Regions from separate parts of the Homo sapiens genome. Here region 2 is linked to region 1. A link is an interaction called in ENCODE POLR2A ChIA-PET data of the cell type or tissue named here. Cell type or tissue: CD4-positive, alpha-beta T cell. All regions are shown on one strand.

The links. ChIA-PET counts read pairs that join two places held together with the same protein. Peaks named below come from ENCODE experiments on the same cell type or tissue, not always from the same donor. Only the 100,000 strongest peaks of a DNase experiment are listed, where the experiment ranks them.
Region 2: POLR2A ChIA-PET joins it to region 1 with 10 read pairs; 2 of 35 experiments call an interaction of 5 or more read pairs at or near these places.

The regions. Positions count from the first base shown.
Region 1 is chr3:196,178,776-196,181,275 of GRCh38, reverse strand. No RefSeq gene overlaps it. Among named protein-coding and RNA genes, the nearest start is that of ZDHHC19, 31 kb to the left of the region's middle. RefSeq lists an enhancer at 1,289-1,488. In CD4-positive, alpha-beta T cell, no CTCF peak of the experiment used is centred here; DNase peaks (open chromatin) are centred at 1,315 and 1,655; H3K4me3 peaks cover 1,199 bases; H3K27ac peaks cover 2,355 bases.
Region 2 is chr3:196,781,655-196,784,154 of GRCh38, reverse strand. PAK2 (p21 (RAC1) activated kinase 2) reads right to left here. Exons shown (of 15, transcript NM_002577.4): 2 at 1,322-1,529. The coding sequence starts at 1,508. Among named protein-coding and RNA genes, the nearest start is that of PAK2, 43 kb to the right of the region's middle. In CD4-positive, alpha-beta T cell, no CTCF peak of the experiment used is centred here; no DNase peak of the experiment used is centred here.

The sequences.
Region 1 (2,500 bases):
GAGGTCATGGCTGCCGACCTTCAGAAGACCCCTGCGACCTAAAGTTTGCTTTTATTTTGAAATAGATACTTTTTTTTTTCCTGATTTATACAAGTAAAACACGGCTGGTCGCATTGGCCCACGCCTGTAATCCCAGCACTTTGGGAGGCCGAGGTGGATGGATCACCTGAGGTGAGGAGTTCGAGACCAGCCTGGCTAACGTGGCGAGACCTTGTCTCTATTAAAAATACAAAAATTAGCTAGGTGTGGTGGCACATGCCTGTAATCCCAGCTACTTGAGAGACTGAGGCAGGAGAATTGCTTGAACCCAGGAGGCAGATGTTGCAATGAGCCAAGATCGCGCCACTGCACTCCACTCCGGGCGACAGAGCAAGATTCCATCTTAAAAAAAAAAAAAAAGTAAAACACATATATTTCAGAAATTTTTTAAAGTACAGAAAAACACAAAGAGGAAAAGTAAAATCCTCTGTAATCCCACAGCCCAGAACTAAGCACTGTTAACATCTGGGGACCTCCTTCTAGTCGTTCCTCTTGCTGTCAACATGCATATTTAGTAAAAGTCGCCATCACACCATTCTGTAATTTTTAAACAGCCTTATTGAGATCTAATTGTCTAAAATAGATATTGAAAATATACAATTTGATAAGTTCTGACATATGTATACATCTGTGAAGCCACCACTGCAATCAAGATGCTGAAGCTAAGCTGGGGGCCGTGGCTGACGTCTTGAATTCCAGTTACTCGGGGGCTGAGGCAGGAGGATTGCTTGAGGCCAGGAGTTCGAGACCAGCCTCAGCAACATAGTGAGACCCCCCCCCACCCCCCGCCCCCATCGCTTAAAAGAAAAACCAAACAAAAAGATGCTGACAATCTGTCACCCCCGAATGTCTCCTCAGGCCCCTTTGGTAACCCTTCCCTCGCTGCTCTCCCTTCCCAGTGTGGACATCCAGAACTCAGAGACTTTTGGCTAGGATCACAGGTCTGGGTAGCAGGCACCTGGCCCGGGGGCTGGCCTAAGCTCTGTCTCCTGGCCAGGATGTGCTTCAGGGAGAACCAACAATATCGCCTTGTGCAGGCCAAAGGGTGCGTTTGATTTTGTCAGTTTCCTCCGGCAGCTCAGCTAACTCCCCACGAGTCGGCTTCCTTCCCCGCAGCCCCGTCATGGAACCTTCCAGTTCGCTAAAGGGGGTTCCACCCTGAGTGGGCTCTGCAGCCTTGTCTGGGCCAGTTGCTGGGGCCCCCGTGTGGCTCGTATAATGGGTGCGTGTTGCCCCTCCAGGTGGAGTTGGAGCTGGGGCGGAGCCTGCCCGCGTGTTGGGGTGTGCAGCAGGCTGCCTTGGAGCACCTGACTCGTTTTTAGCCGCTTTTAATGGGTGTCTTTCTGCATCCTGTTACTCATGCACTTCAGTGAGCAGAGTTTCCTGAGTGTAATTTCATCTTTTCTCTATGACTCAGGGCTGTATTTGCAGCCTAATTTGCTAATGTCAGGTGGCAGATGGAGTGAACAGTGTGGGTGGACGGGGCCAGCCCCAGCAGTGCCACTGGAACTTACTTTCCTGCAAAGACCACATGCTTCAGCTGGTCTTTTTGGCTGTGTTCTCCAGCCTCCGGAGGCAGAATGGAGGTTGGGTTTCTGCCTGGCCTACTGGCAGCCTATGACGCTACCAACTGATTAGCAAATCAAAGGCCAAAGCAGCCTTCTCTTAAACGGCTTTGTCACCCTCCAGCAAATCAGCATCGCAGACTCTCTTACTTGTACATTGTTTCACAGTTCTGGACACTTTCACACGCATTTTCTCCTTTGAGCTTCAGAACGCCCCTGTGAGAAAAGCAGGCAATTGTTCCTTTCCCAGTTTAGATCTGACTACACAGCAGGCTCCAAAATCAATGCCAGGTCCATTAACGACCTGACAGGCAGAATACCAACCCTTACAAAGCGAGTATAGGATAATATCTCTTGACCTTGGGGGTACAAAGAATTTCTTGAAAGCACTAATTGTTAAGAAAAAGATGAATAAATTCTACTAATTTTAAAAGGGAAAAGAAAAAAGAAAAGCTCTGTTCATCAGAGGATGCGACGAATAAAGCTTTAGAAAGACCAATGCAGGATCAGAGTCCAGAGTACATAAAGAACTCCTAGAAATAAATAAGAAAAAAGACCAGGAAAACCCGACCAGGTGTTTTGCAAAACAGGAAATATACATTGTCCATCAACATGTAAAAGATGCTTAACTTTATTAGAAATAAAGAAAACGCAAAATAAAGCCACTAGGAAATACCATTCTATAACCATCAGATTGGCAAAGATAAAAAGAATGGCAGTTCCTTCGGGCTGGGTGTGTTGGCTCATGCCTGTAATCCCAGCAATTTGGGAGGCTGAGGCAGGAAGATCGCTTGAGCCCAGGAGTTTGAGACCACCCTGGGCAACACAGTGAGAACTCATCTCTACAAAAAGCACAAAAATTAGTCAGGCATGGTGGCACATACCTGTGGTCCCAG
Region 2 (2,500 bases), 600 kb before region 1:
TCAACTGGAATGAAATGGAGTTTGAACACAGATTTATTAAGCTTCCCAGGTGATTCTAATTAGCAATTCAAGAACTAAACTAACAGATCACCTGAAGTTTGAGAAGCTTTGCCCTACACCCAGTAAGATGTACATTCAACATTATCCATAGCAACACTATTCATGAAAACAACCCAAATGTCTACAGATAGGAGACTGGCCAAATAAACTGCAGTATATTTACAGTGTAGCAATACACAGCAGTGAAAGTGAACAAACTACACCACATACATCAACAAGTCTCAAAAGCATAAAGCTGAGTGAAAAGTATGTGGAAAAAATGCAGACAGCATAATTCCATTCATAAAAGGTTCCCAAACAGGCATGCCTAAACCATACATATTTGAGGGTGACTAGATATGTTATAAAATTACAATAAAAATGCAGAATGGTGGATATTGGGGACGAAGAGAAGGTTAGGATGGGGTATAGCAGATGGGGACTTCAGAGGTACTGATAAAATTCTAGGCTGGGTGGTAGGTACAAGGATGTTTTATATACACATATATATACGTACACTTTTTTTTTTTTTTTTTGAGAGAGTCTCACCCTGTTCCCCAGGCTGGAGTGCGGTGCCACGATCTTGGCTCACTGTAACCTCCACCTCCCGTATTCAAGTGATTCTCCTGCCTCAGCCTCCCAAGTAGCTGGGATTACAGGCACGAGCCACTGTGTCTGGCCCAGTGATTCTTAATTGGAGTAATTTTGCCCCCAGGGGATAGGTCCCTGCAACAACAAATTATTTGGCTCCAAGATGTCAATAGTGTTGAGGTTGAGAAACCCTGAACTAGACATATATTTTGCTGAGGACACATCAGTCTGTGAGTACTGAGGCTGCCTCCGACACTTCTGAGGGCATTATAGAACACCTGGTAAAAGACAGTATTTACTACTCAAGAATCACAAAAACTCTTAATTCCAAAACACAGTTGGCTCCAGGGATTTCAGACAGGGGACTGTGGGCCCTATCTCACCATTCTTATAATAGCAGGTCTCCCTCAAGTGTCACAAATCTCATTAAAATATGGCCAAGGTCTCAGAAAACAAAGGAGATGAATATAGAAATTCATTGGCCATAACAAGCAGGGTGAGAAACAAATTTACATTTTATTCTTTTAAAAATCACAATTTAAAATAAACTAGTCTTTTTAATAGTGCCTGTATATTAGCACCGATTGTTTTCATGATCTGTTTTAATGTTCTCACCATAAAAGTTATCAACATGGGTAACATACAATAATAAACCAATGCTGAGACTCTGAAAGCCAGAAGCGCTATTTACCTTTCTCTGTGCCTGAGAATATGGAGATGATTTTATGCCTGGGCTTTTTCTCTTCTGGAACAGAGGGCAAAGGTTTCAAACTGTGATTGGCTGACAAAGGGTCTTTGCCTCCAGTGCTAAAGATGGTGCTGCTCATTCGCACAGGAGGTGCTGGAGGCTTATCTTCCAGTTCTCCGTTATCAGACATGATTCAGAATTATGAAATGGCCTGGAATTGGAAAAAATACAATTAGTAACAAAGTAAAAAATAGCACGAACAAGCAAAAAACAGTAATAACTACCCCTGCCACAACTCCCAATTAGAAAATATTATCCATTTATAGTGACATTTGCAAAATCTGGAAAAATCAATGTGTAAAAGATGTAACTCTCTTGAGTTTACCCCCAACAAAGCTGGTAATGGTCAGCTGAAAAATGTTTGAAAAGTCAAATGGAAACATCATGGTACTACCAAAAGCTACTGGTCTAATCAATGGATTCTAAGAGACCTTCTCAATAGAAAGACAGACAACATGAAATCTTTTTTTTTTTTTTTAATTCCAAAGAGGAAAAATATGTTCTGACCAGCAAATTATAGGATATCTTGGGGAGGTGCACCTCTAGAGCAGAGACAGATGCTTGGCTATTAAGGGTATCAAACAGCACCCCTCCAATCTGATTTCACTCCAACCTTGTAGTTACAACTTAGCCTTCACAGTAACTTTCCTAAAAAATTCTTATTTATTTTCAAGATGGAGTCTCGCTCTGTCACCCAGGCTGGAGTGCAGTGGCGTGATCTCAGCTCACTGCAACCTCTACCTCCCAGGTTCAAGCAATCCTCCTGCCTCAGCCTCCTGAGTAGGTGGAATTACAGCCGCATGCCACCACTTTCGGCTAATTTTTTTGTATTTTTAGTAGAGACGGGGTTTCACCATGTTGGCCAGGCTGGTCTCGAACTCCTGAACTCAGGTGATCCGCCCACCTTGGCCTCCCACAGTGCTGGGATTATAGGTGTGAGCCACGGCATCCAGCCTAATCTTTGTATTTTTCGTAGAGATGAGGTTTCACTACGTTGCCCAGGCTGGTCTCGAATTCCTGATCTCAAATTATCCACCCGCCTTATCCACCCAAATTGCTGAGATTATAGGCGTGAGCCCCCACGCCTGGCCAAGGAATCTTGAAACAATGCACTGCTGATAC